Linked DNA regions of Homo sapiens: regions 1, 2, 3, 4 and 5 are each linked to region 6. A link is a loop called in an ENCODE intact Hi-C map of the cell type or tissue named here. Cell type or tissue: ascending aorta. All regions are shown on one strand.

Region 1 (5,000 bases), 270 kb before region 6:
GTACAATATTGTCAACCACATGCATATTGTTGTGCAACAGATCCCCAGAACATCCCCCTCATCCTGCATGACTGAAATTCCACACCCACTGAACAACTCTTTCCTTTTCCCTCCTCGCAGTCCCTGACAACCAGCATTCTACTTTCTGTTTCTATGAGTTGACTATTTTAGACAGTCATATAAGTAGAATCATGGAATATTTGTCTTTTTGTGACTGGCTTATTTCACTTAGCATAATGTCCTCAAGGTTCATCAACTTTGTAACATGTGACAGGATTTCCTTCTTTTTTTGAAACTGAATAATATGCCCTTGTGTATATATACCATATTTTCTTTATCTATTCATCTCTTGATGGACATTAAATTTGCTTCTGCCTCTTGAATGATGCTGCTGTAAGCGTGGGTTTGCCAGTATCTTTTTGAGATCCTGTTTTCTATTTGCTTGGATATATATCTAGAAGTAAGATTGTTTAATCATATAGTAGTTCTATTTTTAATTTTTTGAGGAACCTCCATACTATTTTCCATAGCAGCTACACCAGTTTACATTCCCTTGCATAGTGGCTGTACCTTTTTACAATAGTGTGCAAGGGTTCCAATCTCTCCACAACCTTAACACTTATTATTTTCTGTTCTAATTTTATTTTTTGTAGAGACACGTTCTATTCATGTTACCCAGGCTGATCTCTAACTGCTGGTCTCAAGTGACTCTCTTGCCTCAGCATCCCCTCCTGAGTAGCTGGGATTACAAGTGTGAACCACACCTTGCCGTATTTTCCTGTGTGTTTGTTTTGTGTGTGTGTGTGTGTGTGTGTGTGTGTGTGTGTGACCATCCTAATGGATGTGAAGTGATATTTCATTGGGGTTTGATTTGCATTTCCCTAACAATTAGTGATGTGGATCATCTTTGCATATGCCTGTTGGCCACTTGTATATCTTCGTTGGAGAAATGTCTATTCAAGTCTTTTGTCCACTTTTAAGAGTTTTTTTTTTAATTGAGCTATAGAAGTTCTTTATACATTCTGGATATTAGCACATTATCCGATATATGGTTTGCAAATATTTTCTATCATTTTGTAGGTTGCTTTTTCACTCTGTTGATTGTGTCCTTTCCTGTGCAGATGTTTGAAAGTTTTATGGTCCCATTTACCTATTTTTGCTTTTGTTGCCTGTGCTTTAAGTGTGACTCACTAACTTTTACTTCTCTTAGGGGCCAGACTTTCATCAGGAGAGCCTGGTTGTGACTTTTGTCTTGGTTTCCACCTCAGTGCTCTCTAGCACATTGTTTAACAGGAGTGTTGACTGATTACTATTGGTTCCCTGAAGGGATATACCAAGAGATACCTCAATTTTTCTGGACTTGTTCCTATGCACAATGATGGGAGGCGTGTGTGTGTGTGTGCTGGGGTGAGTCTTCCCATTTTCTCATTTCTTTCCCCTTCTTCTCCCTTTTTGCCCCAAGTTAGAAACAGAGTCTCTTATGGGGCTTCCTGCTCTTTCCCTCTCCCATCCACCTTTTGAGTCGGGTGGTGGTCTCTGAGCCAATGACAGGTCAGCAAACAGGCTGATTCCAGACCAATGGGAGGATGCTGGATTCCAAATGGACCAATTAGCTTATTAGGGACCTGGAATAGCTGGATAGCTAGCATCTGCCTCATTGTCCATGTGGTAACGACCCTCTTGTTTTACTGGTCAACAATTTGAAGGTACAAGAAAAATCCTACTTTTTTTTTTCTTTTGATGGTTTTAATCCACCTCCACAACTTCTGCCCGAGGCCAATAAAACACAGCCATTCTTTTTTTGTAAAAAGAAAGAGAGGTTCGGTTTCCTTCAATTGTCTGCCCTTTTCTATCTCCTCCACTATTTTTGTTTTACTCTGTAGTTAACTTTGCATAGAGCAGCTTCATAGGGAGGATCTCTGCGGTGGACCCGGCTCTCTCTTCTTATTACCCGTTGCAAAGGCCTCTTTCTTGTTCTAACCTGGGGGTTTGTGGGGTTGGGGGACAGGGGGATTGGGGAGTGGGAGAAGAGTTTAGCCATAGCCTTCCTTCTGCATTTCACACACATTTAGCTATCTCTGTCGCTCTGTCACACACACACACACGCACATACACACCATACACACACACACGCACACCCGTCCGGGTCCCTCTCGGTGTGTCTTCCTTCAAGATGACAGGGCGCTGGAGAAAAGGCTGCTGGAATCAGCTGGTAGGTACAGTAGTAACCCGAGCCCCACCCACCGGCTGCCTTTGCTTGCTCAGGTTTCTCCGGTCACTCCTGCCAGGGGAGAAGACATGTAAACGTGCCTCCAGAGGAAGGGCTGGGGGAGCTGGGAGTGGCGGGGGCGGCGGAAGGTGAGCCTGGGAAGGTGGCCGAGCACCCCTTCTTCTTGGGCCCTTCCCAGTGCTCCCTTGGGGTGTCAGCCCCAGCCCCGTTTGCCCCCACTCCGCCTCCCTTTTGGAAGGGATTGCCTTTTTTTTCCTCTGCGGCGGCGGAAATGACAGTGTGGTGCTGCCGTGGTGTCATGGTGCTGCCCCTGGACTGAGGGGCGAAAACTCTTAAGTTTAGCTCGGGAGGCCCAGCTGCGGTAGCATCGCGGCCGCCGTGCTGTCCCCTGCGGGGCGCGCGGGCTGGCGGATCCCGGCTGCTGCGCGGCGTCGGCGACGGTAGCGGCAGCGGCGGCGAAGGCGGGCGGCGGCCTACAGTGGTAGCGGCGGCGGCGGCGACCGGGGCCCGGGAGCTCGCGCCGGAGCCCGAGCCAACCCGCTGCGGAGGCAGACGAGAGCCCAGCGCCCTCGAGCGAGCGGAGGAGATGGCTGGCACCTGGGAACGCTATGGGTAAAACGCGCCCCCTCGCCGCGGCCCTGGAGGTCGAGCGTCGTAGCCCTCGCAGGGCTAGTCTCCGGCTCCGGCCGCTTTTCAGGTGCCGCCGGGGCCCGGCGTTGGCCGAGGGCTCTCCGGCTCGGCGAGGCAGGGTGATGGGGCCCGCGAGGCTCGAAACGGCGACGGGGGCCCCAGCTCAGCTCCGGCTCTCAGTCATGCTGTTGGGGCCCGGGTTCCTGCCACTGCCCTCCTGGGACGGAGTTTGCACTCCGGGGTGCGGGGCGGGGGCGGCCGAGGCCTCTGCGCAGCCTGGCCGGGCCCGGCGCGGGCAGTCGAGCGAATCCCCCGGCGCCTGGGCGCGAGTCTGGGAAAGGGCACGGCCGCCTTCCCACGCTCCCGCAGCCGGCAGCCTCCTCGGCCCAGGCGTCGCCCCTTGGCCGGCCGTCTGCCGGGCGGTGCTGTCGCAGCAGCCGGCGTGGCTGCGGACGCCCTGCCGGCGGGGAGGCCCGGTGAAACTTAATCCCTTTTCTGCCAGGGAGCGATCCTCGAGTCTCCGTCTGGATGGTTCCTTATTTCTGGCCTAGCTGTGAAATCAGCTCTGTGGGGGAGAGGGAAAACTTACATATGTCCACAGGACAGACTGCGACGCAACCAGGGAGAGTGGGGATTTTCCATTCCTGCCTTGTAAGAATTAAGTAAATAACGGCGGAGTAGATTTACAGAAACATTACTGGTGATGATAAGGTTTAGGTTACTTAGCACTTCGTGTGTTGCACATTATTTTTCAGAGGTGTTTCTTCTTAGAGCAGGAAATTGAAATCCTGCAGTCGTTGTACTCTTTACTTTCTCTCTTCCACGGTCCCCTACCCGTTTTCAGGATCACTCACCTTCCTATGTCACAACGCTTACTTGCCTACCCAAATCCCCCAGCAGAGCCCCTTGGACCCCAGCCTTTCCCCATCAACGTGTGCACTCCCAGCCTCCCAGCCATGCAGCATCTTACTTCTCAACCACTTTGCCTTTTTGAGGATTTCTGAGTGTGGGGCGGATAGATGGTGATGGTTGTGTGTCTCTGAGGATGAGCCCTTATAAAGGAATATATTGGAAACTAAATAGAGAAGTACTGTGTGTGGGTTGATCCCTCTGATTCTCAAGTTGGGCCAGAAGGGCTGCCTTTAACCCCATTCTGCTCCGTCCCAGTACTCTAATCAGTTCTCTGGCAATATTCCAATAGAAGGGAGTTGCTGAATAGGGAGTTCTCCTCCCCTACTTTTCTTCTGTTTGGGGAGTGGTTTCATTGTACCCCAGATGGTTAGCTTCCCCCTGCCCACCCCCGACCCTCACATCCCCCTGTCTGTCTCCTCTCATGACTGTACTGAGGGAGAAACTGTCTTTGCTATTTTTATATATTCTTGCCCAATCAATGAACTTAACATGGATATGTAATGTGAATTAGATTTTTCCTGGTTGCTCCTCACAACTTGATTTATGTGTTTGTTATAGTTTGGATATTTATCCCTGCCCAAATCTTATGTACAAATGTAATCCCCAGTGTTGGAGGTGGGGCCTGATGGGAGGTGACTGCGTCATGGGAACAGATTTCTCATGAATGGTTTAGCACCATCACCTTGGTTGACTGTGAGTCCTTGTGATAGTGAGTAATCTCTCCTGAGATCTGGTCGTTTAAAAGTGTGTGGCACTTCCCCCCAGCTCTCTTTCTCCCTTGCTTCTGCTCACACCGTGTGAGAATCTCCTGCTCCCCATTCGCCTCCCTCCATGATTGTAAGCTTCCTGAGTCCTCCCTAGAAGCAGATGCTGGCATCACACTTCCTGTACAGCCTGCAGAACCATGACCCAATTAAACCTCTTTTCTTTTCTTTTCTTTCTTTCTTTTCTTTTTTTTTTTTTTTTTTTGAGACAGGGTCTTGCTTTGTTACCCAGGCTGGAGTGCAGTGTCACATTCACAGCTCACTGCAGCCTCCACCTCTCGGGCTTAAGCAATCCTTCTCCCTCAGCATCTCAAGTAGTTGGGAACACAGGTGCATGCCACCACACCCAGCTAATTTTTGTATTTTTTGTAGAGATGGCGTTTTGCCATGTTGCCCAGGTTGGTCTGGAACTCCTGAGGTCAAGCTGTCTGAGGGCCTCGCCAAGTGCTGGGATTACAGGCGAG
Region 2 (5,000 bases), 1.4 Mb after region 6:
ACCAATAGCCATTCTCATAGCCATTAAAGAGCTCACAACAGTTGGGGTTCAGGGGACATGAAATGAGGGAAGACTTCATAGGGAAGATCGCACCTGTTCTGGTCCCTGAAGGGCAGGTAGAAATGGAGGGAACATTCCAAAATAAGAATATATAAGTAAATGCATGAATAGCCAAGTGTCTAAAAGCAGACTTTGGGATTTGAAAGTTTGGGACTGAAATCCCAGGTCCACTAGCTGTATCATCTTAACCAATTTACTTAACTTCTTTAAACTTAAGTTTAAATTTTTAAAAATCTAGATAATAATGTCTGCCTTTCTGGGGGTTGTGAGGATTGAATGAAATCATATAAAACACAATCTCTCAATCAAGAAAAACAATCACCAATGAAGTAGTAAACATCAGTCATTCTTGGCAAACAGTAGTAGTTAACTTTGCCAGTGTTGGTGAATTTGGGAGAATAGCCTGGGAAAATAAATTCAGATCAGACCAAGGTAGGTATTTAAAGATTATGAGAATTTGGAAGAAAATAGACAATAGAGTTATCAAAGTTTGTGTGGGAGGAGAGAATGAGAGGGGGAATGAGAGGGGGAAAGAGAGAGAAGTGGGGGTGAGAGAGGGAGGAGAGAATGAGATGGGGAAAGTGAGAGAAGTGTGGGGGAGAAAGGGAGGGAGAGAGCCAAGAAGAGCGAGGGAGAAAAACGAAGAGGGTTAGCCGGACGTGGTGGCTGGCGCCTGCAGTCCCAGCTACTCTCCTCGGGAGGCTGAGGCAAGGGAATTACTTGAACCCGGGCGGCGGAGGTTGGCAGCGAGCCAACATCATGCCACTGCACTCCAGCCTGGGCCACAGAGTGAGACTCTGTCTCTAAAAAAAAGAAGAAGAGGAGGAGGAGGAGGAGGAGGGGAGGGGAGGGGAAGAGGGAGAAGGGTTGCTATAGGGAATGGTCAGAACTAAGCAAGTTACTTAGTATTTCTTTGTAACTCAATGTTATGTTTATTGTCTAGCACTCTCATTACACTTTGAGCCTCACAAGGATTCGAAACATGCCTATTTTATTCACCACTCTATATACAGAGCCTTGCACAATCTTTGGCACATAGTGAATACTTGATAAATATTTATTGAATGAATTATGATGAGGAGGAGAGCGGAACCAAAAAAATAAAGATTCCGAGAATTCAAGATAGGTGACTGGGAGAATATAAAAGTTTGGAAGTGCGGAGGAAATAATGAGTTTAAATTTTGGACGTACAAGTTTGAGAAGCCTATAGTGCAGTCACGTTCATGTTTAGCAAAATTATTATGTGTAATTGGAGCTCAGATAAGGGGTGGGGGCTTGGGATAGGTTGTTGAGATTCATTAGCATACGAGTAGCAATTTAGATCACCCTGAAGAAGGGAGGCTTTAAAAGGGGGGATGCACCGGAAGTGACGCCAGTCAGAGGTTAACGGAAAACGGAAGCTGGCTGGCTGAGAAGAAGCTTCCGTTAGTCCTACCTTGAAGAGAAAAGAGCCAGATAAAGAGAAAGATTAAAAGTATGAGAAAATACAGAAGCCACTGGTCTCAGGGAGACAGAGAAGGATACCAAAGAAGAAGTAACTATTATGAGGGGCCACACACCAGCCACTCAAGGTAAAACTACGACATCTAATTAATTTGCCATTTAAATCAGAAGTCATTGGCGGCTTTGGGATGAGAGGTTTTTAAGGGGTGTTGGGGAGCAAAGCCACATTGCCATGACAGTTATATTGCTTGAGTTTGAATCTCAACTAGTTTGTGACCGTAGGCAGATTTTACAGTCTTAGCTGTAAAATGAAGATGATAAAATAATAGCAATTACCTCAGCATTGTTATAATAAGTGAATATATGTAAAACTGATTAGAAAAGCACCTTACATATAGTCAGCACTCGACATTTTAGTTATTGTTAGAATACCTTGCAGAATAAATAGCCCTTAAAAGATGGTGAATAGCACTGTAAACTTAATTTTTGTTGGTGTCCGTGAGACATTTTAAAATGCCAGAATGGAGAAACCAGATGAACTTTTCCTGTTCAATGTGGCTGGGTTAAAATGAAATAGTAATTTTAGGCATACTGCCAAAACGTAGTAATTCAGTGAGGATGATCCTTCCAGAACGTTCCAGAATGCTAAATTGTTCACTAGTCACGCACGCCTTTCCCCAAGCTCTGCCCACTTATCCTATAGGCTACGGAATAGTAGGTCTCCTCGCATTTCTAATTGGTCTTCAGAGGGCTTTGGCTCCGCCTCCTGGGGCAAAAAAGTCCCTGTAATTGAACACTTTCATTTTTGCTTGTCCCCAGGCTTGTCGTTAGAAAAGTAGGGGACTTTCCTGTTGAGTATCATGTTTACAAAAGCAAAGTGGCTTTTAAATTTTAAACTAAGTATCAAACAAGTAGATAAGGTGGATGGGAGGGATCTTCAGGAACTGAAGGGAAGTGGAACTTAAGGTTGGAACATCGGTGTGCTTTTAACGACGGACCGAGCTACTTCCGGGAGAGAATGGGAGGGTGGAAAATTTTGTGCGTTTGGCGGGTTTCGCTCTCTTCATAAGTATTGATCATTCCGCAGCCCTGCGGACCGGACACGTGAGGAGGTAGTGACGCCGACACTGCCAGAACACACTGCTACAAGGTCCCAGATGGCCACGTCTCTGGTGAGTGCCTGGGCCGTGGCAGGACGGCTGGGCGCCGGACTCCAGTGGCTGAGAGGAGGGATTCCGGGGCGGTCTGGCTGCTGCTCACGTGGATAGGTGACGAATCACGTCCCGGCTCTCTGCACTGCGGGGCGGGGCCCACGCTTTGCTGCCCGCCCTGCCGGCCCCACCCCCAGCCTGGTTAGCAGTCGCTTTCTGATCCCGGAAAGGACCCTGAGCTGGGAAATAGCGAGAGGCGGGGATGTTGGGGTTTGTTGTTTATGGCTTGCAGTTTCTTTCTCTCGATTATCTTCCTCTCTAAAAATCACTTTCAGTCACCTGACAAAGAAACTGGCGATTCATTGTTCTTAATTTAGTAATAGACTGGGCCCCGTACATGAATGAGAAGGAAGGTATTCCTTAATTCTCCGGCACGAACGCCAACAGCGTTGCTTTCTTCGGTGTCACAGTTCTTAGGCAAACAGCAGTGAATATTTACGCAATGTGGGAAAGTTTCCTAAGTGGAGCTGCCGGTTTTTCAAGTAGTTGAACTACTTTCGTGTGTGTGTGTGTGTGTGTGTGTGTGTGTTTCCCATTCATCAACTTTGGAGTTTGGCTCTAACACCTCACTTGAAAACAGAAAACAATTTCCTAGCTTATTCAGTGGCAGTTTTTGCCGCTCTCTCTCCTTTTCTAAGGTTCAGGTGGTGTCATTTTCATTGCCGTGAATGTTTGTAAAATATTGAAAGTCTAAAGTGCTTAGTTGCCAAGAAAAGATTATAAATTTATATGTGGAGACTGAAAAAGACTCAGATTCATTGAGAAGATTATGTCCTAAAGACATGCACTTAAAATTAGTGAAAAATTTTAAAATTGCAAACTTCAGAGTCCGGCCTTTAAAATGTCTGAATTTATATGAAAGAATGTGGACTGTATATAGAGCTACATAGTGGTTGAAATAAATCATCAGCTTCTGTCAGTGGTTTTGTGTTTGTGAGGGGTTGAAAAGGTTGGTAATCTATACTTCTGGAATTTTTCTTGTAGGATTTTAAAACTTATGTAGATCAGGCATGTAGAGCTGCTGAGGAGTTTGTCAATATTTACTATGAGACAATGGATAAAAGAAGACGGGTGAGTGTTATAGACTCTACTACTCTTTATAGACTACTACTCTTTATTAAATACCAGGTTGTGTCTGGAGCCAGCGTTTCATCTGACTTGCATAAGTGGTAACTGTGGATTTACTCTTTAAAAGCAAATTGCTCAGGGAAGGATTGGTATGGCATTAGTGGGAACATGGGCTCTGGAATCATATCCCAGGTTTACTTTTACCTAGTTCTTTGACCTGGAGCAAGTTGCCATTTTCCCTTAACCTCATTTTATTTTCAGGTTGGTAAGTATGAATTAATTAAAATACCGCACTTAACATTAGGCCCAGCATATTTTCTTAAATATGTTTCCTTTTCTTAGTTCCATCAATTAACCAATATGGTTAAGGTATTATTAGTGCTAATGAAGGGGTGGGTCATTACGGGGAATATTTCCTGATTCGCCCCTTTTATTTCATATATTTATAGATAATTTCTGATCATGGCTCAAAAGTATAGCTTACACCCACAAAAAGTATGCATGTAGCATGGATAATATTAAGTCCTCAACAGACCGAGATTTCATCAGCTTTTTCATTGCAACTTATCCCTGCACCATATCTTTTACGTAATTATGTCAGTATGTGGTCAAGTGAGTCTTGCCTAGGTCTCTTACCAGCATAGAACTGTGCTTTGGAGAACTACTTCTGTCCTGCAGCTGCAAAAGTTAATACCCTATCTCTAAAAACCTATTTTTTATATAAAACCCATTTATTAAGCATAGGATTTTATATATATATATACTTTAAGTTCTGGGATACATGTGCAGAATGTGCAGGTTTGTTACATAGGTATACACGTGCCAAGGTGGTTTGCTGCACCCATCAACCCGTCATCTACATTAGGTATTTCTCCTAATGCTATCCCTCCTCTAGCCCCCCACCCCCTGACAGGCCCAGGTGTGTGATGTTCCCTTCCCTGTGTCCATGTGTTCTCATTATTCAACTCCTACTTATGAGTGAAAACATAACTGTGTTTGGTTTTCTGTCCCTGTGTTAGTTTGCTGAGAATGATGGTTTCCAACTTCATCCATGTCCCTGCAAAGAACAGGAACTCATCCTTTTTTATGGCTGCATAGTATTCCATGGTGTATATGTGCCACATTTTCTTTATCCAGTCTAACATTGATGGGCATTTGGGTTGGTTCCAAGTCTTTGCTATTGTGAATAGTGCCACAATAAACATATGTGTGCATGTG
Region 3 (5,000 bases), 1.1 Mb before region 6:
GAATCTAGGAGGCAATGAGAAACTATTCCATGACAGCCTCCCAGGAGAGATAAGATGGCAAATGGGAGATGGCTTTGAGGTAGTGCTTCACAAGCCTCTCATCCTTTTCTGTTTCATAGCATCATAAGGCTCCCATCCTCCCCTGTTCCAGAAGGATGGCCTATAGGTGGCTACATGAAAGATTGCCAAGGGTGGAGCTACTGTCCTACATAAATCCTAGAGGTATCTAAAAGTATTCCTGCCTAAAGGTAAGGTCATCACCTTTTGTCACAAGCCTATTCTTCCTTTGTTACAAACACACACAAGGTTAGCATTGAATAGACCACAAATTTGAAATTTAAGTAATTTTCTTATCCCTCCCTCTCCTTTACCCTATGCATCCCTAGACGTTCTCATATCCTATTTACTCTATTTCCATTGTCAGTCTCTTACAGAGTTTATTTCCTCTCATCTGGATTATTGCAATAACCTCCTGTCATATAAATCCGTATCTCTCTCCTTCAATTGTATACACTGCTGCAAGACTGACTTTCCTGAAGCACAGCTCTGATCATGACATTCCCCTGCTCAGAAAACTTCAGGCTAAAAAGCCAGATATTGGAGCCTCCCAATCACATCCTGATCCCAGATGACCTTTTTAACCTCATCCTTACTTAGTATCTGGCGTAAAAAGGCCTGTGTTTGAGTCCTGGATCTGCTACTTAGTATATATGTAACCTTGGAAAAGTCAACTAAATTTTCTGAACCTCTTTTTCTTCATCTGCAGGATGAAAATAAATGTTTACCTCAAATGGTAATGTTAAAAAGTTATTTGTGAAAGCTGCTTGTAAACTTTTTAAGTACCTATCGTTTTTACTATTTGTGAACCCCATGCTCTAATTAAACTCCACTCAATATTCTTCATGCCTTTGTTCAAGCAGTTGTTCCTTTTGCCTGGAATTCCTCCCCGCCCATATCCACATGTCCCAATCCTTCAAATCTCAGCTTAAATGTCACCTCCTCCACAAAGCCTTTCCTAACCTTCCTCTTCCTGATAAACTGGAAGCCATTCCTCCTTCCTCTGAACTCCCACAGCACTTGTTTTTATCTTTGTTTATATATCGATTTCCATTTTGTTGTTAGACAAAGCATAAACCTTCTGTACATGTTTTATCTCCCCTACTAGAAGAGTGAATCTGTGTTGTATTCATTTTTGTGCCTACCACAGTGGCCTTGCGCACAGTGGGTGCTCAATAAATATTTACCAAATGAATGATTCACTAGAAAATTAATGCTTAAGTGGAGAAAATGATTGAAGGAAAACCTAAAATGAAAGCTTTGGATTGCCAGTTAACACTTTGCTCTCTCTTTTCCCTATTATTAATATTTTCACAAATAGTTGTTATTTGGTCTTAAAATCTATGTTTGTATACATGTATGCATGCATGTGTGTGCATAATACATACACATACTCGCGCTCATACTGGACGTCTTAGATCCGGCTTAGGTTCTTTAAGGTAATGCTTATGGCCAAAATCACAAATATCCAAAATTACAAATTGGAAACTCATTAAATCACCTGGAAAGTACAGTAAGCACAGCACAGGTATATCACGTTCTGCACCGTGCCAACCATGAGAGAACAATACATTTCGCTTTCCCATCCCCCACTATGTAAATCACTACTTTTTGCTCCCTTGTAGTCTTTCTTGTAAATTACATACTTAACTTGGATTGTATTCCATTCTGCAGAGGTTCAGTGCACAGCCCCAAGGCACAGTACCAAACCTCAAAGATACAGTCCCTCTGCTCTAGGGTTCCAAACGTATCAATTCCACTTTTTGCCTTTCACCTTCTAATTAAATTACACATATTGTAAAGCATTCCGTGTTATGGTTAATCATCAAAGGTCTCTATCATTCTTATCACCCTTCCAAGTAAGTCCCCTGCTACCCATTGACTTCTTACCCAAGATAACTCTCATGGCATGGCCACAGCGACTGCTTAAGTAGAGACCGGGGTTCATTTGGGGAGCTTTGAAAACATTTTCAAGAGTTTGTTCTGTGCAACCTTGCCCATAAACACTTCTTCCTTCTTTCGATTTTCAAAGCATGTATAATGCGCCCTGTATGCTGCTGCGTTTTGTGCAGGACTGCGTTTCTTCTTTGCTTTCCACACAGTAGCACACTACTGCAAAAACTGGTGTAATTGGCTTGAAGGGATCAACTGAAAACACTTTAAAAGCAAACACCGGTGGAGCGAGAGGTTAAGTCCTCAATATTCATTCCAGCGGTGTGAGGGCGCTCGTGGACCACGGACCCAGCCCTCCGCAGTAGCAGGGAGCCAAATGCACTCGTGTCATCTCTTAAGAGATGTCCCATCATTCCTAACTTTTCTTGTCTCAAAAGTTAAGGAACTCCGCTTTCCAGACCTTTCCCCAGGACCCGCCTCGGTCCTCTACGCCCCTTTGCTAGCTAGGCATCCTCCGTCGGTCGCCAGCCCCTGCGGACCCAGCTGCCTCAGGGCCCGAGGTTTTTATGCATCTCCTTTTGATTACTAACTAAGCTATCCTAAAGTGCCCGAACGTCACGAGCGCGAGAGAAAAACCACACTGGTGTCTTTAACGCTTCAGACACACCTCGTTTCCTCCGTTTTATGAGCGGAACCTAGTTCCTGGCGAGAGAGCCATCCCCCTCCTCCGCCTGCGGAGCCGGGGCCGGTTCCGAGGCCCCCACCCCAGCCCCGGCCCGCCCCGCGCGGCTCTGCGCATTCCTCTCGCGTCCGCGGCACCACGCTGGCACCACTGCCTCGGGCGAACACGGCCGGGCCCGCCCTCGCCACTCACCTAGCAGCTCCGCGATGGCACTGAAGGGTCGCGTGTGGCTGCTGGAGTTGCTCTGGAGGTAGCGGGGGCTCATCTGGGGGCGAGAGAAGGTCCCGACCCGCGTGAGGCCTCGGCCCGCCGGGCCCTCCCCGCGCGCCCCCCGCAGCCCAGGGGCCCGCGCGCGCGTCCGCCCCCTCGGGCCCCGGACCTACCGTGCTCAGGCGGATCCCGAAGGCCTGCGGGCCGCCGCCGGGCCGGGCCAGCCCGCAGCCCGGCGCGCCAGGGCCGGCGGGGGCCCCTCGGTACAGGAGCATTTTTTTGGCCGCCACGGTACCCGTCTGCTGCCGCCGGACCCCTGGCCCGGCGGTCCGGGACTAGCCCTCGCTCACTTCCACTCGCAGCTGGCGGCGACCGTCCGGGACCGGCCCTCCCTCGCTCCCACTCGCAGCTGGCGGAGGCGGAGCGCGCTCCAGCCACCTGTCCCGGGCGGGAGGGGTGAGGCCGGCTGAGGCAAGCGGCGGCTCCGCCCTGTCAGCACCTCTACCGACCCGGCGACTGCCCGGGCTGCCTCTGGGCCGTACAGAAATATGGCGACCTCCTGACAGCCGCTCCTTGATCCCCGCCCCTAATTAATTATTGGCGTATGCCATAGGCCAGGCCGCCGAGCGGGAAAGCGCGGGGGGCGGGGGTGGCGCGTGGGGAGGGGCGTGAATGAAGCAAGAGGAGGGAGAGCATGTATGGGATTTCTGGAACCTAGTCCCGCTTAGGCTGCATGACTAACAGGCAAGATAAGACAAGTCTTTCAAGTTCTAAAGACTACAGTGTTGCTATCTGGGAAGATAGCAAGCTCGCCTGATGGGAAAACATTCTACCTACTCTGCCTCAAATGCCTCCAGAAGCACCCAGAACTTTCTGGAAGGCAATTAGCAAACTATCTCCAAAGTCTTGCTAGCATGCAGGGACGGTGTTTCTAAAAGGAGAAATTGGATTCACTTAAATACCGCCAAGTAGGGGATTGGTCGAGTTATGAAGTATGCATAAAATGAAATACCATCCAGTTCTTGAAGGCCATGTTTGTAGATAAGTATGTGTTGATGTAGAAAAATATTCATGAAGGAATGAAGAAAACAAGGAGTTACAACATATTGTGGAACGCATGATGCCTTTTCTATTGGAAAAACAAATATATATGTATACATATATACATATATATATATGCATGCATACACACATATACACATACATACATACATATATATATACACACACACACACACAACGAAAACCACTTGATATACACCAAGATGATATCTCTGGGTCTGGAACTAGACACTTTTTCCTTTTTTCTTACCTGTGTTTTCTAATATACTATAAATATACACTGATAATAGAAAAACAGATTCATTAAAAACATATGTAATGTTCTATGGCATGAATGAACTATAATTTATTTGACCATTCCTTTATGGTAATTTAGGTTGTCCTCTTTTTTTAATTTTGACAATACAAAAAATGCTCCTTCACACACTCGTGTACAGGTCATTAATTTCTGATACTGTTATCTCCACAGAATGAATTCCAAAAGATGAGACTGCTGCATCTAATAGCATGTGCATGGTTTAATCTTAATAAATACTGTAAGATAGGCAATTTGCCCTCCCAGCAACAATCAGTGCTCTTTTGTCATGTTCATAGCACTAGATGGTCCCAATCTTTTAACTTTTTGATAGTCTTTTCAATAAAAAATAGTATCTCCTTATTGTTTTAATTTGCATTTTCCTGACTACCAGTAAGGCTGAATATCTTTTCAAATGTTTAGTATACATTTGCATCTCCTCTTCTACAAATGCCTGTTTATGTCCTTTGAGCATCATTTTTTACCCCCATTGGGTGCTTTACATTTGTCTGTTTTTTAGTTATCTTTTCTTCAATTTTTTAAAATACACAAAAGTACAGAAAACAATATAATGAATCCCATGTACTTATTACTCAGATGCAGTAATTATCAAGACTGCCACACCTGCTGCAATGGACTGAACATTTGTGCCCCGCCAAAATTTGTATGTTGAAATCCTAACTCCCAATATGATGGTATTAGGTATTGGGATTAGGAGTTGGGGCCTTTGCCAAGTAATTAGGTCATAAGGGTGGAACCCTCATGATGGGATTAGTGCCTCATAAAAAGGACCCCAGAAAG
Region 4 (5,000 bases), 970 kb before region 6:
CTGTGAGTCTCAAAATATATTCCTTATCTATATTATCTACCATTACTGACCCCATTTATTCAAAGACACTTCTCCAACAATTCATTGCCCTTTACCATTTAGTCCATGAACACTTACTAAATACCTGTTTACACAGAAGGCACTATGCTAGGTACTGAGGGAAGTCAAAGGTGTTTAAGACATAGTCCCTATCCTCAAGAAGCCCACAATCTATTTAGGGAGAAGAAGTGTGTGTTTATGTGTTGTGTGCATGTGCCTTGGCAGCGGGGGGAGGAGAGAATAATAACACATAGAAGCATATGCCAAATTAGTAGAAATTCACAGAAGAGAAAATTGGGAGATAAAGGTGGTAAAGGAAGACTTCAGAAAGGTACTTTTAAGCTGACATTCAAAGGTGTGTGATGCAGAAAAGGAGAACAGGGAAAGAGAGTACAAAGGGATAGTAATATATACTGAAGGATAATAAGAAGTAGTAATTTATCAAACAGTTAAGTGACACAGTGCAAGTGATGGTTTAGACAGATGAATGTGGTTATAATATGCCATAGAGATTCAAAGGGAAGAAACAAGAAGAACTAGTTATGAAACTACTGAAGTAAAAGGTGATGAAGGTCTAGACTGAAATGGTAATAGTGAAAATGGAAAGAAAGGGTTAGATGAGAGAGGCCTTTTGGAGGCAGAGGCAAGGAAGTCAAAGATAATCCCAAAATTTCAGTCTGTGTAACTGAGAGAACAATGGTACCAATGAAGGAAAGACAAAGCTCCAGATGGAATAAATGATTTGGGAAAGGGAAAGTCAGTATTGTTTTAGCCACATTGAGTCTAGTAGCTTTTACAATAGAAACGCCAGCATGAAGTATCAGGAATACTTCAAATACATGACTAGGAACATTTTGTTTAGGGATAAATTCATATGTACTAGAAACTATTTGCTTTTTTAAAAGCAAGGGAATTAATAACACAAAATTCCGGATAGTGGTCACCTCAGGGGGGAACGAAGGGAGGGAAGAGACACAGTAGACTTCTAAGGGACTGGCAATGTCCTATTTCTTAAGCTTGTAGTGGATGCGAACCTTTATTATTCTTTAAGCTGTATATATACATTATACATTATTTCGCATGGAGGAGATATCATAAAAAAATATTAAAGGTTAGTTTCAGGCAGGCAAAGTCATAAACGGTTTTTTAAAAGATGCAAGGAACTGACAGTGCAGGAAAGCATATCAGTAAGAATTTTAAATGCACTGCACTATTCCAGAGTGATGATTCTACTTGCAGAGTGAATCTAAAATTAATTTAAGCCCGTCAATAGTTAGGAGGCTCAGGCCATTTAGGCTCAAGCGGCCATTTACCTCAGGACAAGTAAGGGGAACTGAGCCCAGCAATGCCTTCCACCTCCCCTCCCCCCACCCCATAAATCGAACCGCTTTGGTGCTGTCCTTCCACATTTAGAAACAAAGTACCGCTCCCTTACTTTAAGATTCGAAAGCGCTACATGGTTTCGGGGCCCAAGCAAGTAGTCTTTAACACACAGACGTTGCAAATAAATGCGCCCGCCCCGAGCCTTTCTCAGGTGGAGGTGGAGGTAGGGGAGAACGGCGAGGGGCTGGCCCGAGGTACCTACATCTCCGGCGCCGGGAATTTGTCAGCCTCAAACCCTTTTGCCCAGCTGGGTCCGGGTGAAACGACGAAGCCGCAGCACCCGGCCAGCTCCCGGGGCCCGTGCCGGGAGGGCATTCCCACAGCAGCCGGCCCCGGTGGCAGCCCTTCCTGAACTTCGCTCTGCAGGCCTGTTCAGCCCGTCTCCCCTCCTCCCGTCTCCTTTGTCGTGTTCCCGCTCCCACGAAACCGCATCCTGAGAACGTGCAATACCCAAACCAGAAAGCAATGGAAGCCATTTTCAAAAGAAAAGGTAGAACAAAGCTCCCCTTGCCGCCTGCTCTTCAGACAAGTCCTTACCTCTTCATGTTTCCACAGGCCCCTACCTCCAACTTGGGTAAATAGGCCGCGGACCTCAAGTCCCAGAACTCCGCGCGGCGGACTTCTAAGGGTATTGTGATGGAGCATGGGGCTCTGGGAATTGTAGTAGCACAGAGCTATGGCAACAGAAAGAGAAAGTAGATCTCAAGTGACAGGTATGCTGAACATTGTCCAAATATTTATTTTGAATTTCTCATTTAGGTTCAAAAGAAGACCCAAAATATCCAGCTCATAAAACGAGTCACCTTTGACTTCTTGATTCTCTCATCCATTACCACTAATTCCTGGCTCTTCTGTAATTTCCTTTGAACTTATCAACACTGCTTTTCTTTCAAGGATTTATCCAGCCTACCTACCGTTTCCAGTCGAGCCTCTGCTTCATCCTTCACGATGTAGCCAGAGTCATCAGACACGAGTCTGACTATATCACCTGTACTAATGGTTCTCCTCTATCTGTAACAGAGACTTGAGAGTTTTCTCCACTCAGAATCAGAAGTCTGTGTATGTTCAGGCCCACATATGTTTTATTGATAATTATGGTGAATCAAGAAAGAGGTATAGTATAGTGGTTAAAAGCATAGGCTCTTAGTTTCCAGAAATGGAAATGCAAATGTCTTTAAGTGTATGAAAAGATGTCCAATCTCACAAATTTTAAAGTACACTGACTACCAGTACTCCTTAAAACTAGCAAGGTCATCAAAAACACAAGAATCTGTCACAGCCAAAAGGAACCAAAGGAGTCATGATGACTAAAGTAATGCAGTATCTTGGATGGGATCCTGGAAAAGAAAAAAAGACATGAGGTAAAAACTAAGGAAATGTGAACAAACTATGCTCTTTAGCTAATAACAAGGTTCGTTAGCTGTGACAAATGTATCAGAGTTATGCAAGGGAAACTGAGTTGTACGTATGTGGAACTTTGTACTATGCAACCTTTCTGTATCTAAAACTGTTCTAGAACTTAAAGTTTATTTTTAAAAGTACATTAAACTACCATTTTTCACCTAACAGATTGGGAAAGATCCAAAAGTTTGATAACACACTTGTTTTATTGAGATTGTGGGGAAACGGGCGCTCTCAATACACTAGTGGTAGGAATATAAATTGGTACAACATCTATTGGGGGCAAATGAGGATACTACTAAAATCATAAATGTACATTCCCTTTAAAGCAGCAATTCAGTTATGAATAGAATCCTCAATACTATATATCCTCTAACCTACTATCATTCCTTGCAACATTGTTTATGAAAACAGAAATGAAAATATCCAAGAACATACTATGAAAATGTATCATTCAATGAAAAACTATGCAGCAGTTACCAAGATGACAAAGTTCTCTATGAACTGCTACTAAACAATCTCCAAAATATAGTTAGTGCAATAGCAAGGTGCAGAACGATATGTATACTATGCTTCTATTTGCATAAAAAGGGGAGCTCTAGTCACTTAAAAACATATATATGTGTGTTTGCTTGTATATGCACAAAATATGTTTGGGAGAACTTACAGACAAATGATGAGTGAATGCCTCCAGGTAGGGGAACTGGATGGCTGAGGGACAAGGGCAGAAAAAATTCTTCACGTATCTTTTTGTGCCCTTTGAATTTTGAACCCATGACTACATTACCTAGTCAATACTTTTTTAATTAAAGAGAAACCCTCTTACATCTCAAGAAGCCAAAGAAGAAAAGATTGTAGGTAATGGTGGGGGGCGGGGCACACTACTTGGATTTGAATCTCACTTCTCAGTTGACAGTATAGCACGACAGGGTTTTAGAGGCAATCTGGACTTGAATTTTTGCTCTGGTAAGTTACTAGACCATGTGGGTTTCAGTAAGTTTCTTAACTGGTCTAGGCCAGTTTTCTCATCTGTAAAATGAGGATACCTCCTAAGTATAGGGTGACTGTCAAGCACATACAAAGGTATGGTTTTAAAGTTATTCCATGATTGAGTGGTAATCTATGAGTAAATAGTCAAATGTTAATCAGTAGATTTAGACTTATCCAAACTGCTTTGTATTTCCATGCTCAAGTTAGAGCAAAGGACCAAAAAGCAGCTACTGAAAAACATTGTAGAATTTCCTGTCCTGAGAACTTCTATCAGATTGAAAATGTCATGGTGAGCTACCTAAGACCTGTCACATGCAAATAACTGTGCTCTTGAATCATAAAGGTGAATGACTGCAGGCATAGCATGTACCACTTTGTAGCTTTGGCACAGAACGTGAACTGAATATAAGTATAAACAAAACGGGGGGTCACATCATTGCCTGCACCAGGTAAATCCTATATGGTGGTAGAGCTGAATTTTGTGGCTCAACCAATCTGTCCCAATTGACATATTGACAAGGAAATGGAAAAATACACCAAGGTTGCTAGTGTGCTTATCCCCTGGGACGGTGGCAAAGGATGGAACAAATATTACACCAACCATCACACCAAACTTGTGTACAACTTCTAATAAAACATATAGCCTATTGATACTGAAATGATACACACTACATTGCAAATCCACTAGGTGGGATGAGTGGAGAACGAATAGCTAAGATACATATTCACATAGCTGTGGAATTGCAACTGGAAAGCAAGGTCATAAGAAGTACTCTACATACCTGTGTATAACTGTAACCAGCGCAAGTGATAGGTACAAACAGACAAACATTCAGAAAATTACACTAAAAAGAAAACCAGGCCATTTCTAATTCTGCCAAACTTGTTAACTGTGTAATAATAGTTATTCTGTTTCCCACAACATTCTTCTCCCCAGCTTAAAAGGACATCAGACAGTGTATACAAAGCCTTGGAGATCTCTAGATGTTATACATGGGCACAGAGATCTTACCTAATTTCACAATTTTACCCCTAGAAGAATTTATGACAAACCGAAAAATATGCCTCATTTGTCTTTCTGTCAATTTAACAAGGTTAGTTTAATTAATCCAGAAGCTCCTTCTTAACAGAGACACATTTTCTGAGTTTGTCCTTTTTAGGTGCTTTGTTTGTGGCACGCTTCTGAA
Region 5 (5,000 bases), 1.3 Mb before region 6:
GCGGGAAAGTGTTGTGAGGCTAATCTAAAGCCATAATAGGCAGATGGGATGGACTTTTGAAAAAGAAGTAGAGGAGTGTGTGTGTGTGTGTGTGTGTGTGTGTGTGTCAGAGAGAGAGAGAGAGACTGGCCAACCAATGGACTAACACCAAGTTCTTACTTTCAGTGTCTTGGTAAACAGTGGCCTTTGAACTAGGAAACCTAGTAGGAGAAACATCAACCAGGGGGAATATTGGAAAAATAAGTTTGGCTTTGAACATATTGTATTTGAGGTAACTATGGACCATATGCATAAGCAGTATAGTGTCATGGTTTGTAATCAGACAAATCTAGGTTCAAATTCCAGCTTTGCTGTTTATTTAGCTATACGATCTTAAGCAAGTTACTTCTCTGAGCCTCCTTTCCTTCATTCGTAAAGTAAGCATGTAAAAATGTGCAAGCTTATTAATGAAAATTAAATGACATAATACATATACAGTACCAGTACAGCACCAGTACTGTACCAGCAATGCAGACAGTGTGCAATCCCAGTCCTTCCCCAAGCAATTTATATTGACATTGAATAGAGTGGCACGCTCTATTTTTTTAAGGTGCTTCTAGGAAAATACTTTTATTTGCAAGGGTGCGAAATTAAGTCGTTTATTATTGAGCCAAAAATTTAGATCACATAAGTAATTTAATTAGAAAAAAATGTTTACATAATTGGTGAAATGTTTATTTACTAAAGCAGGAGCTCTCTAAACGCCCTGCTGTAAGCCAAAAGTGGCCCTGATCCTGTAACAGGGAGCATGTGGGTATACCTGGAAGAAATTGCAGAGTAAACAGGTAGAAAAGCCATCCAGTTCTGGATAGCTTTTGCCACACTGTAACCTTTAAGGGTATTGGAAAAGGATGTGGTTTGATGGGGAAGGAAGTAAAAAGGGGAAGGAAAGGTAAAAAGAAAGGAAGATATCTCTCAACGTTTGCTACATTTACTGATCTTTCTCCAGGAAGAGAAGAAGAAATTACCTCCCTTAGTACACATTCAAATTGCGATGGCTTTTCCCAAAGATACATTGCAGTCTGGACTCTGAAAGGATTATCTCTTTCCAAACTGTCCAGATAGCTGCCTTGGGACTACTTACTGCCATTTAGTAGAAGAGAATCCCAGATTGCCCCTTTTCTCATTCACAAGAAAAATCCCTGCTTGGAGCACACGCCTGCCTCACTCGAGATGGCACACATCTTGGAAGGTTACCCCAGAGATGCTCCTCCAGGGCAGAGTTCCTTGGCTTGGCATCTGCGTGTGCCCCACCCCATTTTTTTTTAATCCACATGACTTTGAGGCTCTATTCTCAAAACAGCTTGCCAAGAGCCCTTTGCTTATACATGGCCTCCCAACTCCTTCCTCCCTCTAAACTTTTTTTCACTTTTAATGCACTCTTTAATTCCGGTGGACTTAGTTATTGCAATAAATAAAAACATCTGTCAAATATTTCCTCACAGCGATATCATGCAAATTATTGACCTCATTCACCTTAGTGTTCAAACCGCTGCGCATCATTGCCAAGATACAAAGAGATCAAGTTTGCTTCCAAAGGGATTTTTTTAAGAGTTTAAGAAAAAAAAAAATGCACATAAATTGTTTAGATTCCAAAATAGGAAGCTGGACAAGAGATTTTCTGTGGTTCATTACAGCAGTTTAATAAACAGATAGGGGCGACAGTGAAGGAAAGGAGCGGTGCACGGAGTGAAGAAAACGCGTGGCTTCTGGAAATTTTATATTCTTCCTATATAACCAAAAAGAGCTTAATCTAGGCATGAATTTTGGATTTAGAGAAGGAATCGTATCACTGACTGTGTGACCTTGGATAAGTCGCCTCACCCGACAGTGCTTTCCTTTATTAATGTGCAAAGCGGGGACGAATGTCCACTTCGCAAGACTGCTGTGAGGATTACGTGAGATCGCCTGAGTCTATAGTGAGAGCTCATTAAATGTTAGTTGTTGCTACTGCTACTTCCTGGAATGAACCGATATTCCAAAATTCCAGAAACTTTGTTTTCTACAGTTTAATGCCTTCGGCTGTAAAATGATAAAAAGAAGCAACACCTTTACACCTGGGACTCACTTATTTGAACCAAAAAAATGCTTTAAACTTCAGATAGGCAAAACACACTTAACTGATGGCTGGGACCCGCTTTGAAAGCACCCCCACCCATTCTCACCCCAGTGTATTGTGGGAAGGGTAGTCCCATGTTCCAGTCGCTTGAGCACAGAAAAGCGCGTAGGAAACTACAACTCCCAAGAGGTAAAGAAGCGGGACTATTTCCCAGTCTGGCGGTAGCGCTGTGGGAGGGAATTGGCAATCTCTCTGCCTACGTGGGAGAGAAGGGAGGGTTGGGGGAAGTGTGGAAAACCTGAACCTGAGCTGCTGTCGCCTGAGGAAGATTTGGTGGGAGGAGAAGCAGAGGGGAAGAGACGGGTTGAGAGTGAGGTGAGGAGGGCATCTAGGTCACTGCTCCCGGGGGGCACAAAGTTCGCGATGTGGCTGAAGCCTGAGGAAGTGCTTCTGAAAAATGCGCTGAAGCTGTGGCTGATGGAAAGGTCCAACGACTACTTCGTGCTGCAGCGGCGTCGGGGCTACGGGGAGGAAGGCGGAGGGGGGCTCACAGGTAAGCTGTGGCCACCCTACCTGCCTCTGGGCTGTGTTCGCTGTTACTTAAAAGGTGGTGAGGACAACAGTTACTCGTCGCTACCAGTTTCCCGATCCTAAATCGTGGGCGGAGGGACTGGGGTTCTTCTCCCGACACCACCTTTCCGCCACCACCTCCAAGTCCTGAGAATGTCTCACTGGACGACGAGTTGCTCTTTGGTTGGGACAGGTGAAGGGAGGAGCGCGGTTCTTTCTGAGGCCAAGGAAGAAACGGGTACCTACCTTGTCGCTTCCCATGGGGGGAGGGAGGCTGATGATGAGTGTTAGACCTAGACAGGTCGCATTTAGGCTGGTGACAGGGGCCAGTTCGCAGTTGTGAACTTAACTTTTTTCACAGAACCCATACCGATCATCAGCACCCTGGGGAGATTAAGCGTATGGGGGATGGGATGGAGTGGGTACGCGGGGATGGTGAGGAGAAAGGGAGGCGCCCAATCACATCCTGAGAAATAGACTTCAAAAGAAATATTAGGGAGGAGGGAGAACTGGAGTCAGGAGAGGTGGAGGGGTAGGCTCAGAATTGCTGATCTCTCCCAATTTAGCATCTTTTACTTTGTCTCCAAGTTTTCAATCTTTGGGATCCCCTCTCAAAGGCTATTAACAACGTCGTAATAAATTAATCTCTTGAGTGACTGGTGCTGCCCCTTCATTCAAAGCTGTGATTGTAAGCCAGACGGTAAGAGTTTAACTCTTCCTGTCTAACCCACCCTGACCCCAATTCTTAAAAAGTGTTTTTTGGCCAAATGTTTAAAGTTTCCAGAGAAAGTTATTTTGAGACCACTCATCTTGGGTAGGGATATTTAAAGTTTTGGACGTTGGGAAAGCAAGAGCTCTTTTTCTAATCAATCTCTAATTTGGTATTGTGACCTTGAAGTGGTAGACCAGGCAGCGTGATGTAATGGAAAGAGGGAAGAGTCCCGAAAACCTGCATTTTAGTCCCATCCTACTCTCTTACTTGTTGGATGACATTCCTCAAACTCTTTCATTTACTCAACCTTAAGCACCTACTGTGTGCCACAAGGTTCACAAGATTCAGTTTCTTGGCTTTGCAGTGCTTATAATCTGGATAAGAAGGGTGGGAAGGTCTAAAGGAAAAAGAAAACCACCTAGTAAACTAGGCAAGTTATAATTCATGGAGGAGATGACCTTGCTTTTTCTCTCTTGGAAAATGGTGCCTACCTCACAGAGTTGAGAGGATAAAACGAAAGATAATAGCACCAAATCAATGTATGTCGTCAAGATGGTGATAAACGTATGCTGTTATTTCGTTTTCAAGCCACTCCCGGGGTGCAAAGAATTCTGAGGTTCTACAGGACATTTTTTAAAATTTTGCTAGACCTATTAATCTTATCCAGCTTCTAAAAAGGCCCTCTCGAAAATATGGCAACAAAAATTGCCCTGTTAAATGTGACATTTTGTCATTTTCTAATTTTTAAAAATTACAAATGCTATTTTGCAGAAGAGTCTTTCCATTTAATAGATGCAGATATTTTCGAGATCAAAATTTTAGAATCGATGTTCATAATTACCCAGTGACATAAATTATCCACTTGAGTCCATTGAGAATAGTTCAGGATATATTTAAAATAGATTTCAGGCCGGGCACGGTGGTTTATGCCTGTAATTCCAGCACTTTGGGAGACCGAGGCAGGTGGATTGCTTGAGACCAGGAGTTCAAGACCAGCCTGGACAACATGGCGAAACCCCATCTCTACAAAAAATACTAAAATTAGCCAGCCATGTGGCCCCAGCTACTTGAGAGACTGAAATGGGAGGATGGCTTGAGCCTGGGAGGTCAAGGCTACAGTGAGCCGTAATAGGGCCACTGCACTCCAGCCTGGGCAACAGAGGGAGACTCTGTCTCAAAAAGAAAAAAAAAATTAAAATAGATTTTATAGTCCCGTGTTACAGCCTCAGGAATAGTCTTATAATTTATTTTCGTTCCTCATACTAAAACTGTGTTCCTTTAAGTAGGTAAATCAAATTCTTGAAAATATAATCACTGTAATGTAGTATTGCATGTTTTTTTTAACTTGTTGCAAGTTTCCTTTTTTTTTTTTTTTTTTTTTTGTTTGAGACAGGATCTCTCACTCTGTCACCCAGGCTGGAGGGCAGTGATAGTGATGTGATTATAGCTCACAGCAGCCTGGAACTCCTGGGCTCAAGTGATCTTCCCACCTCAGCCTCCGGAGTAGCTAGGGCTTCAGGTACAAGCCACTAAGCCTGGCTAATTTCTTTTTTTTTTTTTAAGAGACAGGCTGTGTTGCCCAGGCATGATCTTGAACACCTGGCCTTAGGATCCTCCCAC
Region 6 (5,000 bases):
TTTCAGATGAGGAAACTAAAACTCCTCAGGGTAAGCAACTTGTGGACGGTCATATGGATACTAAATGGTGAAGTTGGGGCACAACTGTCAGTGAAGTTCTGACTCTGAAATCTCTACTACCACACTGACCTCAAGTTAGATGCTGTAGAAGGAACACATGAATCTAATGGGGGAAGAAATGTTCATTAAACTAGTTGAAATTATCTAGAATTTAAAATCATAAATAAATTAGAAATATAATTTAGAAAACACAACACACAGAAAACAAGAAAATTACTTTTTATAAAAAATAATAAGCTATGGCCGGGTGCGGTGGTTCACGCCTATAATCCCAGCACTTTGGGAGGCTGAGGTGGGCAGATCACCCGAGGTCAGGAGTTCTAGACCAGCCTGGCAACATGGTGAAACTCCGTCTCTACTAAAAATACAAAAGTTAGCCAGGCGTGGTGGCAGGCGCCTGTAATCCCAGCTACTTGGGAGGCTGAGGCAGGGGAATCGCTTGAACCCGGGAGGCAGAGGTTGCAGTGAGGTGATACGGCACCACTGCACTCCAGCCTGGGCAACAAGAGCGAAACTCTGTTTCAAAAAATAAATAAATAAAAATAAATAAAAATTAAAAAAGCTATAGTAGTCATTATTTGTCAAAGGGAATCCCTATTTGCAGTGACTGCTATACTTCTTAGCCCCACAGAATAGAAAATGGTATTTTAAACTCTATTACAAAAAAATTTCAAACACAAAAATAGAGGGAATAGAATAGAAACCCACAGGCCTACTGCTTAGATTTAACAACAAACATCTTGCCCTATTTGCTTTAACTAGTTTTTTCCTTGCTGAGCTTTCCAAAAACAAATCCTAAATATCATGACTTTTCACCCTTCTCTTTCAGTATGTAAAAAATAAAGGTATTTCTTATATAACTATGAGACCATTATTACACTTACTAAAATTAACACTAACTCCTTTAGAATGTCTAATATCCGGTCTGTATTCAGATTGCCCCCAACTGTCTCCCAAATGTCTTTTTGCAGTTGGTTTGTTTAAATCAGGAACCAGACGAGATCCATAAATTGCATTTCTTCATGTTTTTTACGTCTCTTGATGCTGAATAGTTCCTTTCCCTTTTTAAGCCACTGACTTGACTGAAGAATGGTTAAATTTCCAATGGAGTATTAAATCTTAATATAAAGTATTACATTTAAATTTAAATCCTTAAATATCACCAGACCATAATGAAGTAAACCAGGTAAAGATAAGGCCATTTTCAGGTTGAGTAATAAAGGAAAGTTCCAGAAAAGAGAAAACAGTCTCTTGATTTCTAATTCTCTCCCAAAAGACACAAAATGGAGATCTGTAAGTATGGGACAGTCTCACTAGTGCTTACGACACTGTCTGCGAAACACAAGGCCATCTATAAATATTTGTGGGCTTACTAAAGGCACCATGAATCCTAGAAACTGAGGATGAAAGCACGAGAGTCCTGTGAGCAGGAGGGCAGAAAGAAACACTTCTAAACTTCTGTCTACCTCTGCTTAGAATGTCCACTCATTCCCCCATGGAAATCCCACTCATGCTTCAAAGTCTAACTAACCTTCCCTTCTTTGCAAAAACTTTTCCAATTAACGACAGTCATATTCAGCATCAGATCCTCCTATTAACGTGTTCTGAAAGCACCATGTAAACTTCTCTGCCGAGTATTTACCACAATTTGTAATCGGACATGTTTTTGTGCTTATTTTATTGTCTGCATCTTCCACTCCACCGTATCCCCAGCTCCTAGCAAACTGCCTGGCACGGAAGGGGCGTTCAATTTCACATGCGTTACTGAATACAGTTACTAGTAAAGGTAAATAAATCCATATAAAAAGCCTTCCTTTTCACTGATTGGGAGTTTCTGAGAAATGCGGTAGACGTTCTAGAACTATCCAAAAATCAGGGAGCGGAGCTCCGGGCCAACGGGAAAATATCTGAGGTCTGTGGGGCTAGCTCCCGCAGGCCTATCGCGAGTCCCGAGGTGACCCAGGGGGACTGCTTGGGGCGGCGGGGGCGGGGTTCTGCTTCTCTCAGAAACGGGGCCTCCGCTAGGGCCGGGCCCCGAAAGCCACGTAGGGCTTCGCCGACGTCGCCGACTGCGGAGAGACCTAGCGTTGCTTTACCTGGTCAGTTCTAGTAGCCAGGGATTTATCGGCCAGAATACTCTCCTTCAACTCTTCCAGCTTCCCGCTGTAGGCCAGGTTGCAGACCATTAGGTTAGACACACACCCCTCCATTTCGCTGTCCCAGCAACTACTTGTCGCGCGAGCAACGCCCGCCTCACGTCGCCGGCTCCGGCTACGCCAGTCAAAACAGCCGTTAGAGCTTCACCAATCACCGGCCTTCCTCGTTCCCTTTTCTTTTCCCGTCGCGCGGCGCCTCTGGGAGTTGCAGTTTGAGAGCAGTTCCGGGCAGGGAGGCGCCTTTGCTGCCCTCACAGACTTGGCCCCTAGCAGTGCAGAACTACAAGTCCCAGGGATCCTAGCGACCGTCCGTCCGTAGTCAAGTTGCCGGTGGAATTGGCCCAGGATGACAGCTGGAGAATGGAGTCAGGTACGGGGAGCGGCTTTGAGTGGAACCGTGTGAAAGAGCCGGGGTGGGTAGTCGCTGGCGGGTCGTTGAGTCGGCCATATGAAACAGGTTCGGGGGCAGGGCAAGAGTTATGAGAGCCTAAAGGTCCTGTCCCCCGGGGTTCCTGACCTGCAGTGGCAGGCGGAAGGGACAAGGGTTGGAGCTGAGTACTACCTACTGAGCTCGAACCGGTGACTGTGGCTACCCTCCCCCTCCCTGCCACCGCCTAGGGAGTGGAAAGAAGTGGGGGTTAATTACTCTGACATCTCGGCGGTGTGGCATCAGGACAGGGTTCTACCACAGCAGTGATAGCATATGGCACCGTACTGAGGTGATGTGCCAGGGTGATGCCAAAGGCAGGGTGTGATGCCGTGGGAGCCACCTGATATCTAAGAGACCTCGGTGAGTCCATAGCCTGGTGACATCACAGCTTGATGAGGGTCATCTTAAGGATACCGGGCTGTGGTGTTGGCATTTTAATATCACGATATTAACTATGTTGTCAAGGCTTTGCTACAACTATTAAGCTAATAGTGTTTCTTTTTATAGAAATCCCAAATAGTGCCATAGCAGAAGCAATGCAAGACTGATCCTTTATAGGGCATATCCAGAGGACATTATGCCACAACTAGGTAACGATAAGAATACATTCAAGAAAGAGACTCATGATGTTTATGTTTATCCTGTTATAGTGTAGAACAGGAGTTGGGAAACTTTCTGTAAAGAGCCAGATAGTAAATATTTTAGGCTTTGTAGGCCAAAAGGCAAAATCAAGAATATTTTGTTGGTACTTTTATGACAAAAGAGAAAACAAATTTCAACAAATTTTTATTGATGAAATTCAAAATATAATAGTAATTGAGTACTTTTTTTGTAATACAGGAAGACTACCAATGAGAAGAATAGAATTCTTTTTAGGGGATAATATTTTGCTTAATTGGGGCTCAGAATTAGTGTTCCCTATTGTCAAAATTGATTTTAAGTGTTCATCTGTTAATGCTGATCTGTTAGGAAATTTTTACCTATTTAATCTTTGAAAATGTCATTTTACATAGATAGGTACTGCCAAATACTGATATCAATTCATAAACATATACTTTTTTATTTTTATTTTTATTTAATTTTTCAAAAATTTCAGAATAGTTGTAGATTTATAGAAAAGTTGCAAGGTTAGTAGAGTTCCTGTATAACACTCACTCAAAATGAGGCACATTTTACATATCATAAAATTCACTGATTTCAAGTGCATAATTAAATGATTTTTGGTAACTTTACTGAAGTGGGGCAACCATCACCATAAATCAGTTTTAGAACTTTTTGATCCCTCCAGTAAGGTCCCTCATGCCTATTTATAGTTAATCAATCCTCTGTCCCATTCCCAGCCCCAGACAACCACTAATCTACTTTTTTGTTTCTATAAATTTGCCTATTCTGGACATTTTATATAAATGAAATCATACAATATGCAGTCTTTGTGTCTGATTTCTTTCACTTAGCATAATATTTTTGAGATTCATCCATATTGTAGTATGTATCAGTACTTCCTTACTTTTTTATTGCTGAATAGTATTCCATTTTATGGATATAACACATTTTTATCTGTCTACTCACTATTAGATAGGCACATCAGTTTCCAATTTTTGGCTACTATGACTAGTGCTGCTAAGAAGATTAGTATGTAAGTCTTCGTGCGGACATATTTTTTTCATTTCTCTTTGATAGATACTTAAGGGTGGAGTTACTGGATCACAGGGAAAATTTATGCTTAACTTCTTAAGAAACTGCAAAACTGTTTTCCAAAATGGCAGCAACATTTTGCACTTCCACTAGCAATGTATGAGAGTTCCTGTTTCTCCACATCCTTGCCAACATTTGTTATTTACTGTGTTTTTTGTTATAGCCATTCTAAGTGGGTGTGAAGTGGTGTCTCATTGTGGTTTTAATTTATAAATTATAATTTATAATACGGTGAGCATATTTTCATGTGCTTATTAGCCATTCATATATCTTCTTCAGTGAAGTGTCTGTTATATCTTTTGTCTGTTTTTAAATTGAGTTATTTGTTTTTTTAGTGTTGAGTTGTAAGGATGGTTTATATATTCTAGATCAAGTCCCTGAGAGATATATGATATGCACATATATTCTCCCAGTCTGTTGCTTGCCTTTTTCTTTTTTTGATGGTGTCTTTTGAAGTGAAAACGTTTTGAATTTGGGTGAGGTTCAATTTATCATTTTTTTTTCTTTCATGGACCATTCTTTTGGTGTTGTACTTAAGAAGTCTTTGCCTAATTGCAAGGTCTCAGTGATTTTCTCCAATGTTTTCTTCTAAAAGCTTTATTACTTCATCTCTTACATTTAAGTCTATGATTCATTTTGAGTTCATTTTTTCTCTGTGA

The links. A loop is a pair of places that touch in the nucleus more often than their neighbours do. Peaks named below come from ENCODE experiments on the same cell type or tissue, not always from the same donor. Only the 100,000 strongest peaks of a DNase experiment are listed, where the experiment ranks them.
Region 1: it touches region 6 in a loop (6-fold over the local background); 7 of 110 quality-filtered maps call a loop at or near these places.
Region 2: it touches region 6 in a loop (12-fold over the local background); 5 of 110 quality-filtered maps call a loop at or near these places.
Region 3: a loop joins it to region 6, with 9 times the contacts of the local background. A loop is called at or near these places in 3 of 110 quality-filtered maps.
Region 4: a loop joins it to region 6, with 8 times the contacts of the local background. A loop is called at or near these places in 10 of 110 quality-filtered maps.
Region 5: it touches region 6 in a loop (17-fold over the local background); 3 of 110 quality-filtered maps call a loop at or near these places.

The regions. Positions count from the first base shown.
Region 1 is chrX:107,823,589-107,828,588 of GRCh38, forward strand. MID2 (midline 2) reads left to right here and starts at 2,278. Exons shown (of 10, transcript NM_012216.4): 1 at 2,278-2,842. The coding sequence starts at 2,839. RefSeq lists silencers at 2,696-2,885, 3,046-3,095. In ascending aorta, no CTCF peak of the experiment used is centred here; DNase peaks (open chromatin) are centred at 2,243 and 2,773; H3K4me3 peaks cover 2,778 bases; H3K27ac peaks cover 2,738 bases.
Region 2 is chrX:109,534,347-109,539,346 of GRCh38, forward strand. NXT2 (nuclear transport factor 2 like export factor 2) reads left to right here and starts at 2,498. Exons shown (of 4, transcript NM_001242617.2): 1 at 2,498-2,675; 2 at 3,699-3,785. The coding sequence starts at 2,661. RefSeq lists enhancers at 2,479-2,678, 2,969-3,028 and a silencer at 2,809-2,858. In ascending aorta, no CTCF peak of the experiment used is centred here; DNase peaks (open chromatin) are centred at 2,225, 2,785 and 3,143; H3K4me3 peaks cover 1,683 bases; H3K27ac peaks cover 1,536 bases.
Region 3 is chrX:106,996,853-107,001,852 of GRCh38, forward strand. MORC4 (MORC family CW-type zinc finger 4) reads right to left here and starts at 3,360. Exons shown (of 17, transcript NM_024657.5): 1 at 3,016-3,360; 2 at 2,825-2,897. The coding sequence starts at 3,117. RefSeq lists silencers at 3,125-3,334, 3,345-3,424. In ascending aorta, a CTCF peak has its summit at 2,281; DNase peaks (open chromatin) are centred at 2,289, 2,539 and 3,459; H3K4me3 peaks cover 2,013 bases; H3K27ac peaks cover 1,252 bases.
Region 4 is chrX:107,116,807-107,121,806 of GRCh38, forward strand. It overlaps RBM41 (RNA binding motif protein 41), which reads right to left and starts at 2,016. Exons shown (of 8, transcript NM_001324242.2): 1 at 1,960-2,016. The coding sequence starts at 1,967. RefSeq lists enhancers at 1,320-1,399, 1,780-1,969. In ascending aorta, no CTCF peak of the experiment used is centred here; DNase peaks (open chromatin) are centred at 1,718 and 2,025; H3K4me3 peaks cover 1,595 bases; H3K27ac peaks cover 382 bases.
Region 5 is chrX:106,800,333-106,805,332 of GRCh38, forward strand. TBC1D8B (TBC1 domain family member 8B) reads left to right here and starts at 2,341. Exons shown (of 21, transcript NM_017752.3): 1 at 2,341-2,651. The coding sequence starts at 2,522. In ascending aorta, no CTCF peak of the experiment used is centred here; a DNase peak (open chromatin) is centred at 2,299; H3K4me3 peaks cover 2,114 bases.
Region 6 is chrX:108,089,251-108,094,250 of GRCh38, forward strand. It overlaps PSMD10 (proteasome 26S subunit, non-ATPase 10), which reads right to left and starts at 2,292. Exons shown (of 5, transcript NM_002814.4): 1 at 2,157-2,292. The coding sequence starts at 2,270. It overlaps ATG4A (autophagy related 4A cysteine peptidase), which reads left to right and starts at 2,528. Exons shown (of 13, transcript NM_052936.5): 1 at 2,528-2,586. The coding sequence starts at 2,577. RefSeq lists enhancers at 2,041-2,440, 2,491-2,730. In ascending aorta, no CTCF peak of the experiment used is centred here; DNase peaks (open chromatin) are centred at 2,041 and 2,431; H3K4me3 peaks cover 2,250 bases; H3K27ac peaks cover 1,491 bases.